Regions from separate parts of the Homo sapiens genome. Here region 2 is linked to region 1. A link is an interaction called in ENCODE POLR2A ChIA-PET data of the cell type or tissue named here. Cell type or tissue: MCF 10A. All regions are shown on one strand. Each heading gives the region's core, and the rest is flanking DNA. Links, peaks and the distances in the headings are about the cores only.

Region 1 (8,325 bases), core at 304-8,303:
TGTTCTGCTGGACACCTTCCTCCTTAGTCAACCGTGACAGAGACATAAATTCGGGAGACCTCGACCTCCTCCCTACCACCCCAACCTCTGCCTCTGCTCCCAACCCACCAGCTTTTTCCAGCTACTGGGGTCTCCTGATAAGGCAGAGGGAATGAGGGTTAAGGGTACCAGTCCTTGGGAGTCATGCCTTTTTTTGTCCCTACGGAGGGGGGGACATTGAACACAGGGGCAAAAAAAAGACATGACTGTGTAAACATACAGCCTAAAAGCCGTAGGAACCACTACAGCTATAAGAAATGAAATATACATGTGCTGGGAAGGTTTTGGAGGGATCTTGGCCAGGAAAGGGTTCACGAGAGCAGCTTTCCTGAGTGTAGCATTTTGAGGGTTGGGGGGTAAGGAGGGCATTGGGCATATGGAACAGCTCCAAGCCACATGGAGTCAAGCGCATATGCACAAACACAGCTCAGGGACTTTGCCCTTCCCAGCGCTGCAGCCCCATGAAATATTTAGGTTTCTGGACGCTGCTCATCCCTTATTGTCCCCCTCAGCAAGTACGCTTCCCCTACATCATTTATGGCTGTCCCCTTTCCTCCCCTCTGAGGCCTGCAGAGAAGGGAAAAACAGACCCTAAACTGAAGAAGTGTGTCCCTCCAGACCTTGTGGGCAGAGGGCAGGATCCCAGCCTCATCCCCTACACGGGGACACCATAGTGAGTAGCCCTGGGAGCCAGGCAAGGGGGATGGGTCCAGGAACTGAGAGGCAATTTGGGCCCCCAAGAATGGAGAAGCAGTGGCAGGAGGAGGGGATTGGAAGATGCAGCTGTCCTGGCTCCAGAAGGACCCCGGAGAAAGGACAAGAGTCTGGAGTGATGATAAAAGCTGCCATTTATTGAGCCCTTACAATATACCATGCTAAGCAACTTACGTGCATTCTCACCTTAAATCCACACTGCATTTTTGGAATGTATTATCCTCATCTCATAGTTAGAAAAAGTGATGCACAGAGAGGTTAAGTAACTTGTCTGAGACAGTCAGCCCGTCCAGCTCCAGACCAAACTCACACACACACACACACCCTGACCTGTGTGGGTATGTGGAGGGGAGTCGTGCCAGGCCAGCGTCCACCCTACTCTCTCTTTCTCCCCAAAGACAGGGCTCCTTTCAGTATAATCCCCTCCCCCTGCTCCTCCTCCACTCACCAGTGGATTGGCCTAGATTAGCAATCCTATATCCTTTATCTGTTCCATACACAAATATTGGTGGCCAGAGGTCAGGAGACTCCCAGGAAGGGGAGAAAGGAAGGTGAGGAGCTAGACAGGGTGACCAGGAGAGAGTGAGAGTGAGAGCTAGAGCTAGAGACAGAGATACATGGAGACAGACGAGAAGGGGCAGAGTAAAAAGCAAGTGGGCGTGAAGGGGTGCTAGTGGCAGCTGGGAGGCTGTTAGAGAGACCCATCAGCCTGTATAGTCACAGCCCACCCCATCCACTGGGTGGCGATAGGATGGATGGCAGGTGGTAGAAGGAACTCCCACCCCCACCTTCACCCAGCTTTGTCTCCACCCACCCTCCCCCTTCACACCCCTGCTTCTCCTTCCCCTCCCCGACTGTCTTCTCCGGAACAATTCTGATTAGACTAAGTGACTAAGAGGTGGTTTCGGCCCGAACAGCCAATTAGGCCAGGAAGAAGAGAAAGTAGCTTCCCCAAGTCTTCCACCCCTACCCACCCACCCCCATCTGCCTTTTTCACCTAGACCAAGTATTCCTATCCCAAGACTACAGACTGTCAAGAAAGTTCCCTTGATTCTGCCCACTCCTTACTGCCCACTGTGCCCCGTTACCTGTGTCCAGACAGCCCCTAATCTACTGCTTAGTCCCCACCCTGAGCTCCTCCGTCCTCAGGGCCCGAATCCACTCACGTCTTCCTGGCAGGGTTGTAAGGAAAGGGTAGGGCTCTCCTTGGGAGGTTATCTTTCTAAGTCTCTTTATTTCTCTTTCTCCCTTCTCCCTCTCCCTCTCTCTCTCCTCTTCCTCTGGCACTTATTTCTAACATCCGTGGACCAGGCCTACTGGTTGCCATGGAGACGCACGGTGCAGCTGGATGGTGAGTGTGTGTGAGAGGAGCTGTGTGCGCTCTGCAGCAGGGGCGGGCGGCTGTGTGTGAAATGTATCCATGTTACAGGAAGCATTCTTTGAGGGGGAATCAGACAGGGATCCAGGCCGCCTCCTTGAAGTGAGACCCAGGCCAAGGGGGAAACTCTAAAAGGCCTAAGCCCCTAAACCCCTTGGTCATCTTCATCTGGGAAACATCCACCCCTTGGCCCCTGCAGGTCAGATACTAAATTCTGTTTCATCCAGGATCTGTAATGGCAGATTCTGGAGGGGCCCTAACCTGCCCCGCCTGCCCAAGAGGACTAGGAACCCCAGAACCCACTGGGAAAATAGCGGGCTGAGACCTGTCCTGAAACTGGGAGGGGGGTTGGGGGCAGCTATAGAACAGGTGGAAGATTAAGCTGGACAGATGGGCTGACTGATGAAGCCCACATCTCCCCAATATTACTCCAGGGGATGGGGTTGGAGGGGAAGGGGTTTGGCCCAGCAGGATGGAAACTCCCCTCCATTTTTTTCTTTTTTCTTGAGACCGAGATTCAATCTTGTTGCCCAGACAGGAGTGCAATGGTGTGATCTCGGCTCACCGCAACTTCCGCCTCCCAGGTTCAAGCGATTCTCCTGCCTCAGCCTCCCGAGTAGCTGGGATTACTGGCATGCGCCACCATGCTCGGCTAATTTTTTTGTTTGTTTGTTTGTTTGTTTTGAGACGGAGTCTCGCTCTGTCACCCAGGCTGGAGTGCAGTGGCGCAATCTCGGCTTACTGCAAGCTCCGCCTTCCGGGTTCACGCCATTCTCCTGCCTCAGCCTCCCGAGTAGCTGGGACCACAGGCGCCCGCCACCAAGCCTGGCTAATTTTTTTGTATTTTTAATAGAGACGGGGTTTCACCATGTTAGCCAGGATGGTCTTGATCTCCTGACCTCGTGATCCGCCCGCATCGGCCTCCCAAAGTGCTGGGATTACAGGCGTGAGCCACCGCACCCGGCTGTATTTTTTTTTTTAGTAGAGACGAGGTTTTTCCATGTTGATCAGGCTGGTCTCGAACTGCCCGCCTCAGCCTCCGAAAGTGCTGAGATTACAGGCGTGAGCCACCACACCCGGCCAACTCCCCTCCATTTCTACTCACTTTGCCCAGAAGGTTAGAAGAAAAGAAACCCAGGTAACTGCCCTGAGGAATCTTAGCATCTTAGAGTACTGTGGCTATGCTCTTTTCTCCCACTTCAGGGCCTTTGAAGGCAATTTCCCTGCAGTTTCCTTGTATCTGGAATGTTCTTTGCCAAGCTCTAAAACTTCAGGGTTATTTTTTTTTTTCTCTTTTTTGAGACAGGGTCTCACCTTGTTGCCCAGGCTGGAGTACACTGGCCAACCTTCAGGTTTCCTCAGGGAAGCTTCCCTGGCTGGGTAAAGCAGCCCCCTCCCCTCCCCCACCTCCAGTTATCCTCCTTCTTGTCCCACTGTTTGTTTCCTTCACAGCACTTTAACACAATCTATAATTATCTCATTTATTTGTTTATTGTCTGTCTTTTCCTCTAGAATGCAAGTTCCCAGAGAGAGAGAGTAGGCATCATGCCTGTCTTATTCAGCACCATAATGCTAGCACCTGAGACAGTGCCTGCCACTTAGTAGGTGTTAGACGTGTGATAAATAAAAAAGTGGACAAATTATCTCATTGAAGCCCCACAATAACCTTTGGTGATGGTAAGCACTATTATCCCCACCTTACAGAGGAAGAAACTGAGGCTCAGCCACCTACCCAAGGTCATGCCACTAGAAATAAGTACAGCCAAATTTCTAACGTAGGTCTCTCTGACTCCAAGTTTGATGGAAAGTGGGGACCATTCTTTTGTTTGTTTTCCGAGATGGAGTCTTGCTCTGCTGTCCAGGCTAGAGTGCAGTGGCACAATCTCGGCTCACTGCAACCTCTGCCTCCCGGGTTCAAATGATTCTCCTGCCTCAGCCTCCCAAGTAGCTGGGATTACAGGTGCGCACCACCGTGCCCAGCTAATTTTGATATTTTTAGTAGAGATGGGGTTTCCCCATGTTGGCCAGGCTGGTTTCGAACTCCTGACCTCGTGATCAGCCCACCTCGGCCTCCCAAAGTGCTGGGATTACAGGTGTGAGCCACCGCGACCAGCCAGGGACCATTCTTAACCAGCCTAAACTGCACCTGGTTCCTCTTCCTGTCTGCCTGTGTATCTCCACTCCCAACCCAGGCATCCCCAGAGAAACCTGGGGCAGGGAAGGGAGGAACACAGAATCTGGAAGAATGTAAATCTGACCTTTTCTTTTACAGGCTTAAAATCTGTAAATGGCTCCTCTCCAACCCCTCAATCCAAGCACTTTAAGTTGACCAGCAGGTCCTTAGTTCTGGCCCCTGCCTTCTTCTCCAACTTCTCCTGCCCTCCTGAGCCACCTCACCTCCTCCTCCACCTCCAGACCCTGGCACATACTCCTCCTCAGCCTGCAAGGCTGACCCCTTCCTCAGTAGCCTATCCCTCATTTGCCCTTTGAAACTCAGCTCTGGCACCACCCCTTCCAGAAAGCCTCTAGACTTTGGAGAGGACAGCGCCTTTAGGTCTCCTGCCAGAATTTCCGGCTCAAGGCAGGGCCGAACACAAGATGTGGTCATTGTTTACCTGTCTGCCTTTCCCACAGAGACTGTGTGTCATTCTTGGGGTCCAGTACCCTGTGCCGGTCTGGCACATGGGAGGGGCTCAGGAAATGTTTGTAGAATGAGTTAATCAACCAGTGACAGGATTCTGGTACCCAGTCGGCCACCACATCTCCTCCAACTTCCTTAACTCCAGACATCTTTTCCTGGGCTAGGCCTTAACAGAAGGAACTCCTCACCCTTCACTGTGGGGTCAAGTCAGGGGTGGAGACAATGCGGGCCCCTCCCCCGCTGATTCAGCGCCTCTCCTAATGAGGTGAGGCCTCAGGTTTAGGAAGGGTTGCCACACCCACTGGTAGGGGGAGGGTCTGTGATTCTGTAACTGGAGGATAGGTAGGGGGCTTCGGTTGTAGACTGAGTAGGGAGCTGACCTAAGCCGGTAGATTCAAGTACTGCCCGAGAGATCTCTGCCTTTCCGCCCCACACCCCAGTCACCCCGCGCCAGGCTCTCGGCGCGTCAGATCCCGGCCCTGCGTTCTTCATCTCCTGCCCCGCCACGCCCCCAACTGCAGATCCAACTCGGGTCTCTCCGAAAGCAGCAAGGAGCCTCGGGGTGGGCTCTATGCCCCGTGATGCTCCGCGTCTGGGAACGGATGAAGGGGTGCCAGCAACCCCCGCCGTCCCCGCTGTCGATCCGGGTTTACACGAGGCTCATCCGGGATTAGTCCCTGCGGTCGGCTAATCCCAGCGGCTGGACCGACCCCGGGGTCCGGAGCGAGGCCCACACAGTACCGGCCTAGGGAGCTAGGGCGCGGGTCGAGCAAAAGCGCGCGACGCTGGGCGGGTGTGGGGGTGGGGAGGGGCGGAGGAGGGAGCAACGCCCCGGGAGGCGGGGCCAGGAACCGGCTGATCCGGTCTCTGTTTTCCGACCTCTCCGGAGCGGGTGTTTACCCGGGAGCCGGACGGAGGAGGCCGGGGCCGGTCGAGCCCGGAAGGGGGGAGGGGAGCGCAGTCGGAGACCGAGGCTGAGACCTTTTCGGTTCCTTTCCCCTAAATCGACTTCCAACCCTCGTTCCTGAGCGTGGGAGAACGCGGCAGACAGACAGATGTCTCCCGCCCCTTATCCTATCCAGTTCCGCAATTCACACTCGTTGCCAAAGAGTGGGGAGCGGGAATGGATACACCCGGGAACGACTGCACGTCCTGCGGGCGCCCGGGGAAGAAGGCAGCGCAGCACAAAACCTCTCCTGCGGTCACCTCCCACCCCATCCTGCACCTGAGTTCTTGCGGGGAGGGGGTGCCCACAGCAGGTCGGGCCCAGAGGATCCGGCAGGGGTCACTTTGAGGTGTACGGACTAGGAGTCTATCCTCAGAACGCGTCAGCTCGACCCCATCCCCGATTAATACCAGTGCGGGTCTCAGTCTCTTGTCCCTCGCGTCCCCCAGCCCTCTCCAAGGCCTCCAGATTTAGCTCCCACTCTCCACGGGACGCAGGCCCGAGGACCCGGAAGAAGCTGAGTGGGGTCCGGTTTTCACACTTTTATTGTAAAGCTCGGGAATAATTACACGGGTCTTTCATTGACAGCTCAGCAAACAAACCGGAAACGAACCGAACCGGAGGGGGTAGGGGCGGTGCCTGCGCATGCTCGCGGCGGGGTGGGGGGGGGTGGGGGTGGGGGTGGGGGGGTCAGAGAAAGAGAAAGACAGAAAGAGACAGAAATCATTACAAATCAACGGGATTGTGCTCGCAGCGCCAGGGATGGGGTGGGGTGGGGCGGGGCGGGGGCCCTTCCCGGGAGGAGCGAGGCAGTGGGAAGTGGCACGAACCAAGAGAAACACGACCCCAATGTGGGCACCCGACGCGCCCAAAACCCCCCACCCCGACCCCCACCCCCCTACACACGAGAGAGACACGGCCCCCCTCCCCACTAGATAACCCGAGGAGACACAGTCTCCCCTCCCCATGGGCAGACACACCCGCCCGAAACCCCATGGGCGGGACACAGTCCCCCCTCCCAGAGAAGTCCCCAGTGGAGACGCCCCTTAAGAGACTTTCTCATGGCCAACACAAGCCCTCCCAACACCCGGAGACAGCCCCGACCCAGGGAAGAAATGGCTCCAGAGGCCCTACCCTCGGGAGAGAGAGGTATCCCAGGGCTCCTAGGAGAAAAGACAACTCAGAGATGCCCAGCCTCATCCTAAAGTGCTGCAGGGCAGAGAAACCCCCATAGGAGAGATGGGGGTAGGGCCAGAAACATCCCTTCCCAGACGTGTTTCAGAGATAGCCCCCTTCCCTGGGAAGAGAGATGGCCCGAAACTGACTTGCCTTAAGTACTCCCAGGAACCCTGGGAGGAAAACAGGCTCCCCAGAGAGCCTGGGTAATTGGGGGAGACATGCTCCCGTGGTCCTCAGCGGGAACACATGTCCCCCGGAGACTCCCAAGGGGAGAGATAGGGCCTAGAGAGACCCCAGAGGTGAGGGATGCCCAGAGAACTTCCCCCCACCCCGGAATGTGAAACATGCTTCAAGGACCCTAGGAGAGAAATATGTCCCCATATACCCTCCCCCTACGGAGAGACATGCCCTGAAGTAGGGGGATGGGGACCGACTAGGTCCCCTCTGGGAAGACACAGACTGGGTCAGGCTGGGTTTGAGGGGGGCTCTCCTCTGGCCAAATGTCGCCTATTGGTACATAAAACTGTACGCGACACAGGCATTGGGGAGGGGCTTCACAGACCTAGGACCCACAGGGATAGTCCCCAGTGCTGTCGCCAACCCCTGCCCACCTTTGGTTTCATCTCTCCAGTGCCCAGTTGGTGACAGACTCAGTGCCCTGGCCCCAACCAGGGGGCTGGGGGCTCTGTCTTTGCCTGTGGGAAGGGCTTCTCAGCTCTCCCAGCCATCTGGGCCACCCTCTTTCTTCTGGCTTCTCCATTGTGCAAAATGCTCCTCTGCTCTTCTGCTCAGTGCTCAGGGGTCTCTAAGACCAGGGCAAGGTACCCAGGCCACTAGGGGCTTCCAGTGGGAGTCCACTGACCCCAGGAATGCCGCCTGTCTGGACCACCTTCTCCACCAAGCAAATGGGCCTCATACAATCTTCTTGCCCGAATCCTGACCTCCAGGACCCAGGACAATCCTTGAGGCCACTGTTCCACCAGCTGGGCACCCAATACTACCAACTCCAAGACTATTGCACCTGCCCCATTTGTGCAGGGGAAAGGGGCTGTCTCTTTAACAAGCCCCAAGCCCATCTCCTGGGCCTCCCCAAGGGAAAGGAGCCTTTGGCCAACCCCTAGACCTGGCTGCTGCCACCCCATCCCATTCTACCCCTTCCCCTCTGTAGAAGGGCTTCGTATGCCAGGGCTACCAGCCTAACAATGCTCTCCTTCCTAGCACTGTCACCCCAAGCCAAGTTGGGGGTAAGGGGCAGATAAATAGGGTGATTCTTCAGGCCCCTGGCTTTTCCGGGGTGGGGGTGGGGTCTCTGGGGTACAAGAGTCAAGACCCCAGCAGCACAGCTCCCAAAGGCACCAGACGACCCCGCAGCCTGTACCCACCGCTCGCAATCTTGGACCACCTCCCCAAGCTTAGACTAAGTCAAGC
Region 2 (8,325 bases), core at 244-8,243, 130 kb before region 1:
CTCCAAAGAGGTTGGGCGCAACCCTAAGATCCCAGGCCATGAGCCCAGAGTGGGAGTGTGTGTGTGCGCGCACACGTGCACGTGTAGTGTGCGTGCATGTTTTGTGTGTATGTGTCATTGTGCATGTTGTGTGTGTGTGTTTTTTGATGAGAAGAGAGAAAACCATTCACTCCAAGCTGAGGTTCCTGCTGCACTAAATACAGGGACTCCCAAAGTCTGATCAAAGGCCAGCTTCTTTTAGGGAGCGGGAAAGGAACAGGGGAAGGAGAGAGGGCTTCTGAAAGTGACCCCTAGGGCTCTGCAGGCCTTTGCAAGGCCTTAGGCTGTCAGCTGGGGGTGCCCACCCAAGTATGACCACATCATCCCCACAATTTCCAGACCCTCTGAACCCTGGCTGCCCCTCCTCCCAGAAAAGTGTCAATGTGAAGAAGGGGAATTTGCTCTATCAAGTGTGACCCAGGGTTGGTGATGAATACCAGAGATGGTAGGATCAGCTAGAATAACATGTCACACGGTGGGCTGCGTCCAGGAATGCTGGATTGGGTAACTGGCAAATTGAAAGGCTGCTTCATACTATAATGGTTAAAGAAAAAGGGAATTATCTCATGCCTTTCTTTTCGTCTATCAAGGTGTCAGCATATGCTAATTACCTGGCAAAGGCTTCAACGAGAAGAGGAAGAACAACTATTATATTTCTGAGGAAAGATTTATCTTGCGTTATTGGCGCCAGTTGGAGGAGGAGGTGGGGGTGGTAGGGGGTCAGAGAGGCAAAGTGAGAACTGTTTTTTGACTTGAATGGAATAGAAAATGCCTTTGAACTGAGGTTTTTCTCCTAAGATTAGAAATAATAAGCCTTGTTGGGAGAGGCTTTGCTCTGAGCCTGTGGGCAGAAGAGGGGGCAGCATGGGTGGAGGACTCTAGCATCCTAGGAGGTTGTGGGAAGGGGTCAGGCTGGGCAGTCGACTGGGCAGGGCACGTAGAACTCCTCCATTCATCCATGGATTGTATTAAGGAGGCTGTATAGGATGCGTGTTCAGAAGCACAGGCTTAGAGTCAGGCAACCCTGGGTTTTGAATCCTGGCCCCACTACCTCCTAGCTGTGGTCTATGGCACATTGCTCTATGTTTCAGAGCCTCAGTTTCCTCATCTGTGGGGAAAATAATACCTACTTTATATTGGTTACTGTCTTAGCTAAATGGTATCATGTGAAAGAGATTTTCAGTGTAGCTCCATAAGCAAGAGCACCGGTGGATATTATTACTCAGCATATGTTTTCTGAGCACCTACTGCAGTTCAAGCACTAGGGAAACAGGTTAATAAGTCAGATAGGGCTCTGCCCTCCAGGAACTTATCACAAAATGGAGGGCCTGAATCTCCTTTGGTTCCCTCAGAGATCCCAGAAAGTGAAGAAAAGGGGTACAGGGAACAGGGAAGGGCCCTCAAGCTTTACATGAGGCTGTGCTTCCCCCATTATAATGATAATAACAGTGAACTGGATGCTTGATACACATGAACTCGAAGTGGAGATTTGGTGGGTAAGTGTTGAAGGCTAAAGGATCACCCCAGGAAGGAGCTTGGAGGTGTCAGAGCTTAACAGGATTGAGTTTGCAAGAGACAGGCGAGGGGCTGGTCAGGATCCAAGCTGTGGAGACCAACACTGGGGGTCTAGTACCTCCAAGGGGGTCTGTCCTCAGGAATGGAAGGTCCTGGGGCCAGATGGACTGACTCCCATGAGTTGACCCCAATGCCAATGTCAAATTTCAGCTGTCCCAGGCCCCTCCATTCAGGATCAGCAGCTGTGAGCAAGTGAGCTGGAGAGGCAGCCTGACATGGTGGCAAGTGTGCAGCCAATGGTGCAGAGATCTGAGTTCAAATCCTATTCCTCATACTTATCAAATGGTGGACTTGGGTCACTTCCTAACCTCTCTGTGCCTCTGTTAAATACAGAAAATGAACTCTAACTGTGGGGTTGTTGGGCGGACTAAAAACAAGGCATTCGAAGCACCTGGTGCACAGTAGACGTTCCCAAATGGTAGAGGTGATTACTAAAATTGGCCATCCTTGCCAACTATGTCTGATTCACTGCTGGCCCCAACCCCTGTGGCCTGGAGAGGCATTTACTGCTCTGGGGATGGCAGAGGAAGGAATGGGGGTGGCACCAGGTGGGTTGTGTGGCAGGCAGAGACTTTGAGCAGGTAATGGCTGTCACAGACCAGCAAATCACAGGTGTCGGGAACAACAGGAGTTACGCTCAGACTCCAAAGAACAAACACGCAGCACAAGACGTTTTGCCAAAGCAAAGCTGTTTTGATCGTTCCCGGATGTGACATGTATCGCATGAGGAAAGAGAGCCTCTTGCACTGAGGCTGCCTAATGGACAGCCGGCAGCTCCAAGCAGAGTGGCACTGGGCAAGGTGAGGATGAGGGTGGAGCACCCTCCTCATACTGCTGGCCTCTCCATCACCGCAGGCAAGGCTTCATAGCAGAAGCACTCTTGCCTGTGGAGTGAGGGAGGCTCACTATTCCCAATACCTCCAGATCCAGCCCTGGCCTCCACCTCTGCAGCCCCAGCCTGCATCACTCCTGGAACCCAGGCTCTGTGCCAGTCTAATTGAACTTCAAAACTTTGCCAAATGCGCCAGGCTCTGTCTGGCCTCCAGGCCTTTGCATATGCTATTCTCTCTGCCTTGGATTCGCCTCCCACCCACCTGGCTAGTAATGGCAAATGCCTACTTAATAACAAAAATAAAAGCAGCTTACATTTATTGAGCACTTACTCTGGGTTAAGTACTTACCCAATTTTATCTTATTTAGTCCTCACAACAACCTACAAGGTAAAAATACTGATAGTTGACATGCAGTAGATCCCTAGTATTGGCCAGCCACTGTTTTTTTTTTTTTTTTTTTGAGACGGAGTCTTGCTCTGTCGCCCAGGCTGGAGTGCAGTGGCGCGATCTCGGCTCACTGCAAGCTCCGCCTCCCGGGTGCACGCCACTCTCCTGCCTCAGCCTCCCGAGTAGCTGGGACTACAGGTGCCCGCCACCACACCCGGCTAATTTTTTGTATTTTTAGTAGAGATGGGGTTTCACCGTGTTAGCCAGGATGGTCTCAACCTCCTGACCTCATGGTCTGCCTGCCTTGGCCTCCCAAAGTGCTGGGATTACAGGTGTGAGCCACCGCACCTGGCCTCCAAGTGCTTTCTATGTATTAACTCATTTATCTCCCAACCTTACGGGGTTATTATTATTATTATTATTATTATTTGAGAGGGAGTTTTGCTCTTGTTGCCCAGGCTGGAGTGCAATGGTGCGATCTCAGCTCACCGCAACCTCTGCCTCCCGGGTTCAAGCGATTCTCCTGCCTCAGCCTCCCAAGTAGCTGGGATTACAGACATGTGCCACCACGCCCGGCTAATTTTTGTATTCTTAGTAGGACAAGTTTTCACCATGTTGGCCAAGCTGGTCTCAAACTCCTGACCTCAGGTGATCCACCTGCCTTGGCCTCCCAAAGTGCTGGGATTATAGGCATGAGCCATGGCGCCCAGCCTAAGTTGCTATTACTATGCTTATTTTACACATGAGGAAACTGAGGCACAAAGAGGTCAAGGAACTTGTCCAAGATCACGAGCTTGAAGTGGCAGAGCCCAGGTTCCAGCTCAGGTTACCTGACTCCAGACCTGGAATTCATAACTGCTGCACCATCTGCCCCTGTATATCCTTTAGAATTCAGCCCAAGGGCCACCTCTCCCCCAGAGGCCTTCTCTTTTCCCTGATTGGGTCAGGAGCTTCCAGCCTTCATCTTGTGAAGTCTGCTTGTCTGTCCCCTAGGCTGGAAATTCCCAACAGCAGGGACTGTCTGCCTGGTTCAGCACTATATCCTCAAAGTCTAATACAGTGCCTGGCAGCTAGCAGGGGCTCCACATAGGCTGAAAGCCTGCAAGAATCCTGCTGGAGCACATTCCCGCCCTAGCTTCACCTTTTCAATCACAAAGACTGTAATACCCCATCATATATGGTAACTGGGGTTGAAAAAATTCAATCACATAAAATCTGGGTTTTGATTTTTATATAGTTAGTGAGAAGCGATGCTTTTTTTCTATTATACTTTAAGTTTTAGGATACACGTGTACAACGTGCAGGTTTGTTACATATGTATACCTGTGCCATGTTGGTGTGCTGCACCCACTAACTCGTCATTTAACATTAGGTATATCTCCTAATGCTATCCCTCCCCCCTCCCCCCACCCGAAGCAATGCTTTTTCATCCATCTGAATTGGCACATAAAGCCAAGATAGTAAGGCATGCTGTACACCACTGACCCTATGCTGAACTGAGGAAATTCCAGATAATCACAGGGCATTCACTTCCTGACACTCCCATTCCCTTTTGAGAAATGGAACTGGCTGTAGGACAGGAGCTCTTTGCAGCCCTTGCTCATGCTGTATTAAATTTGTGTTTCCTGTGGGGAGCATTAGGAAGAGCATTGCCACACCCGCTTTGTGCCCAATCTTGGCCACATGCTCCGAAGGTCAAGGAGCCAACAGAGTAGCTGAGAGTCAGAGGGGCCTGGAGAGCGTGAGGGGCTCTGGTCTCACTCCACACATAGTTTCTGTTCTTAAGCCATCATAACACTGTTGCCTGAGCAAACTCTTGCACCACGTGTTCACCTTCCCACTGCCAAGGGTCACTCTTGTTGACTAATTCTTTTTGAGATGATGCAGAGATAACAAGCTCTGCCTTGGGAGGGGCTGTCAAAGAAATGAAAGAGATGGACAGCTCAGAGGAGAGTAAGAGTCCCGAGGGCGGGCAGGTCCAGGCAGGCTCCTTGGAGGAGGTGGCATTTGGTCTGGCCTCTGCGCCCTGCTGGCCTTTCCCCTGTGGTTATAGAGAACACAGAAATGCCATGTGAGCCTCAGCCTAGATTTCCCTTTGAGCCAATGACAATTTGGGGAGAGGTTATGGCAGCCTCCAGGAGATGAGAAGTGAGTCCTTATCACTGAACCACTACCCCCTCAGGTGTGCAGCCTGCCCAACCCTAGCTGAGAGGTGTGGGAGCCTTACTTTCCTCACCAATAAAATGTAGATAATGATAATACCTTCCTCCCAGGCCTGTGGTGAAGATCAAATGAGAGAATGCAGGGAAAATCATCTTATATGCTATAAAAGGCTCTGACAAATGCTCATTATTTCTTCCTATTCTTCTCCTGGAATTTATCAAACACTTTATAGGCCCTGGAGGTATTTTTTTGACTCCATTCTGCATGGCTTTCTCTGGCCATGCTTCTCCTGTCTTCTCCTGCTGTACTTTAAGGGAGGCAGGATAGTGCAGTGGTTAAGGAGGGAAGAGCAGGCTGGCCTGGGTTTGAATCCTGGCTCCTCCTTTGCCTAGAGGAATGCATGACTCAGGGCAAGCCACACCACCTTTCAGAGCTCCCTTGGCTCTCTCCTGTTTATCCTGTTTAAAATGGGTATAAAAATTGAACTTAACTCATAGATTGATGTGAGGACTAAATGAGATATTTTGTGAACAGTTCTTAATACTGTGCCTGCTGAGTACTTAATAAATGTCTGCTGTGTTGTTTTTTATTCTCTCTGGTAGGTAGAAATCTACCATTTTTGAGTAGTAGGACCACTGAAAAGAGACCTCAGGCACAATTTTTACAGGCTTCCTTGTCTCCACACTCAGGAAACGGGTAGATCAAGAAGCAGATTAGGTGCTCATTCATGCAGCAAGCAGTTTTTGAGTGCCTACTCTGTGCCAGGTACTCCTAGAGCAATAGGATGATGAAATTACAGTCCCCATCACTGGGGAGCCATGCTGCAGTGAAGAAGATGTTTATTGATTCACTCACTCACTCACTCTCATTCATTTGGTCAATTATCACCCATTTGCCAGGGTCTCCACATGCAGGTTCTGTGCTGGGCTCTGAAGCACAGAGCTGGGAACAGGGCAGGGAGCCTACTGCAGAGGTCAGGCTGGAGTCCCTTGAGGCCTCAACCTCTTTCTGATGTGTCTTCCCACTTCCTGTCACTTGGCCTCAGTCTCTCCATCTGAATGTCAAGGGGTCACTTGAGCTGGTCTCCAAGCTCCTGGCCCACACCAACATTCCAGATTTCTCAGCTAGGATGGACAAATGCTGAGTGACACCCCCATCCCTGCTCCCAGCCCACACACTCACTTGAAGCGCCAGCATCGATCGGCTTGGAGCTCATTAGCGGCCGCGCAGCCGTTGCTGCATGTCACAGGCTCTTAAAGTCTCCATTACCAAGGCCCCTTGCTCCTCTGTATTTTTAGCCCGCACCAGGAGGAGACGGCTGGCGTCTCCTGCAGTTATACACGTCAGGTTCTGCGGTTTCGACAACTTCTCAGGCCTCTGGGCACCTGGAGGTGGGGGCCCCCAGATCTGCTCCTGGAAGAGAAGCTGGTGGGAGGTGTGAGGGCCAGGGGTGGGACCAGGTGTCCTCTCTCCTGCAATCCCCCAGTCCCTTCTTGTGGGATACCGCCTCCCAGGTATGACAGAGCACAGGGACCCCCACAATTTCCTGGCTATTCTGGGACGTAGGAGGATAAACAGCTCTCTCGATGACACTGGACTGAGAGCAGGTGATGCCAACTTGAGAACAAAACCCAGGCCACTTGGACATCCCCAAGGATCAGCCACCATCTCTGGCTGCAGACAGGTAGAGCAAAACGCACAGAAGCCACCCAGCAGCGTGCTGACATCCAATACTGTGAAAGCAGGTTTCTTCTGCCTGCAGGAGACAGAGCAAGCTCGTGCAGCCAGCCCAGCTTGCAAGAGCCTGGGTTCCTTTGGCATTGATAAGAACTGTAGCTCACAGGCCCCAGAATGTGGGAGAAAGAATGTGTTTCCTGGTGAGAGACACCAGGAAGGATGAGGCAGGCCACAGCTTGCCTGGGAGAGGTAGGAGGTGCAACATGGAGGGGGATGGGGAGGAATCCCAACATGGGGAGAGGGGAAGTCCTCAGTCCTGAGATGGGAATGGGGCTGTTCCCATATTGGGAGCACCAAAGCCTGGACTTCCAGGAAGAATAAAAGCCTCAGTCAAGGACATAATTTAAATTTCTCTATTCCCCAACAGCCTTATACCCTAAGACTTGCTAATAAAATAATAGTAGTGAACAATTATTAGTCTGTTACTCTAAGCCAGTTACTTAGTGTACTAAGTGAGGTCCTTATATTTCCTGATCATCTTACCGATTCTTCACTTTAAGGGAGGAACTATTTTATTCTTCTTCTCATCTTATAGATGAGGACTGTGACGCTCAGAGAGGCTAAGCAACTCACCCAAAGTCACACAGCTGGAAAGTGCCAAACATATGCAGAATTTCAATCCAGAGTCCAGGCTCGTCCTACACCATGTATGTAGCCTTCAGATGCCAAGGGAAGAAATGAAGTAAGTTCTCACTCAACAGTGACATTTTACTGATAATGCAGCAGGAAGAACATCATTTTGGAAGGTTCTGTGTCTATGCCAGATGTGGTTCTGACAAATCCCACTTTTCCTCTGGGCCTCAATAAGGAGATAGATTGAGGCGTGGATGGATCAAAGCCATATTATACATCTGTTCTGAGCTTCCATCTGAATCTGAAAAAATGTTAAATAATAATAATAATAGCAAATATTCCTGGAATATTTACTCTGGGCCAGGTATATTATATGTGTTGTTTTATTTAATCTTCATACCTCCCCTGTGAAGTATTATCCGTAAACAGATGAGGGAATGAAGCTCAGAAAGGCTGGGCAATCTGCCTAAAGCCACACAGCTAACAACGAGGTGAGGCTGGAATTAGAAATGTGGCTTGCTCTGTCTTAACCACTTCTCTTTTCTGCCTTCTGAGGGTTCAGTGCTGGAACACCTAAATGTTTTGAGAAGGAGGAGCTTCAGGTGTCTTCTGTCAGAGCTGGAGGGGGGCCAGGGGCGGAGCCTATGTGATCTGCTGGAAGCACTCAGTTTTCTGTTATTTGGGTGAGAGTAGTGGCTTCCTTATTTTCAGGCTCAGGACACTGGCCTCCCTTTACACCACCCTATTCCATGCCATCTGTTATTGACACCCCACTTACCTTAAGGTGCTGAGAGCTTTCCAAACACAGAATAGCTCCTGAAGGAGGAGGAGGGGGAGAACCTGCAACACTTTTGCTCCTCCCAGAGGGTCCTGGAGGGGCAATGAGAGTGACACCTGACACAGGAACCTGGGGGTTTCCAAGCTTAGCCACCATCTATAAATTCACCAGATACTTATTGTCTGGTTATTCGGTGTCAGGCACCTTTCCAGGGCAGGGCTGCCATACAGAGTTGCATGC

Evidence for each region. ChIA-PET counts read pairs that join two places held together with the same protein. Peaks named below come from ENCODE experiments on the same cell type or tissue, not always from the same donor. Only the 100,000 strongest peaks of a DNase experiment are listed, where the experiment ranks them.
Region 2: POLR2A ChIA-PET joins it to region 1 with 12 read pairs; 7 of 35 experiments call an interaction of 5 or more read pairs at or near these places.

Annotation. Positions count from the first base shown.
Region 1 is chr5:141,844,148-141,852,472 of GRCh38, forward strand. No RefSeq gene overlaps it. Among named protein-coding and RNA genes, the nearest start is that of PCDH1, 30 kb to the right of the region's middle. RefSeq lists silencers at 1,957-2,251, 5,529-5,778 and enhancers at 2,629-3,450, 4,207-4,763, 4,879-4,968, 5,322-5,878. In MCF 10A, for the core only: no CTCF peak of the experiment used is centred there; DNase peaks (open chromatin) are centred at 4,874 and 5,714.
Region 2 is chr5:141,709,369-141,717,693 of GRCh38, forward strand. It overlaps LOC124901092 (a long non-coding RNA gene), which reads right to left. Exons shown (of 2, transcript XR_007058973.1): 1 at 1-8,325. It overlaps LOC124901093 (a long non-coding RNA gene), which reads left to right. Exons shown (of 3, transcript XR_007058974.1): 3 at 7,270-7,354. Among named protein-coding and RNA genes, the nearest start is that of ARAP3, 31 kb to the left of the region's middle. In MCF 10A, for the core only: no CTCF peak of the experiment used is centred there; DNase peaks (open chromatin) are centred at 4,403, 4,743, 6,893, 7,903 and 1 weaker place.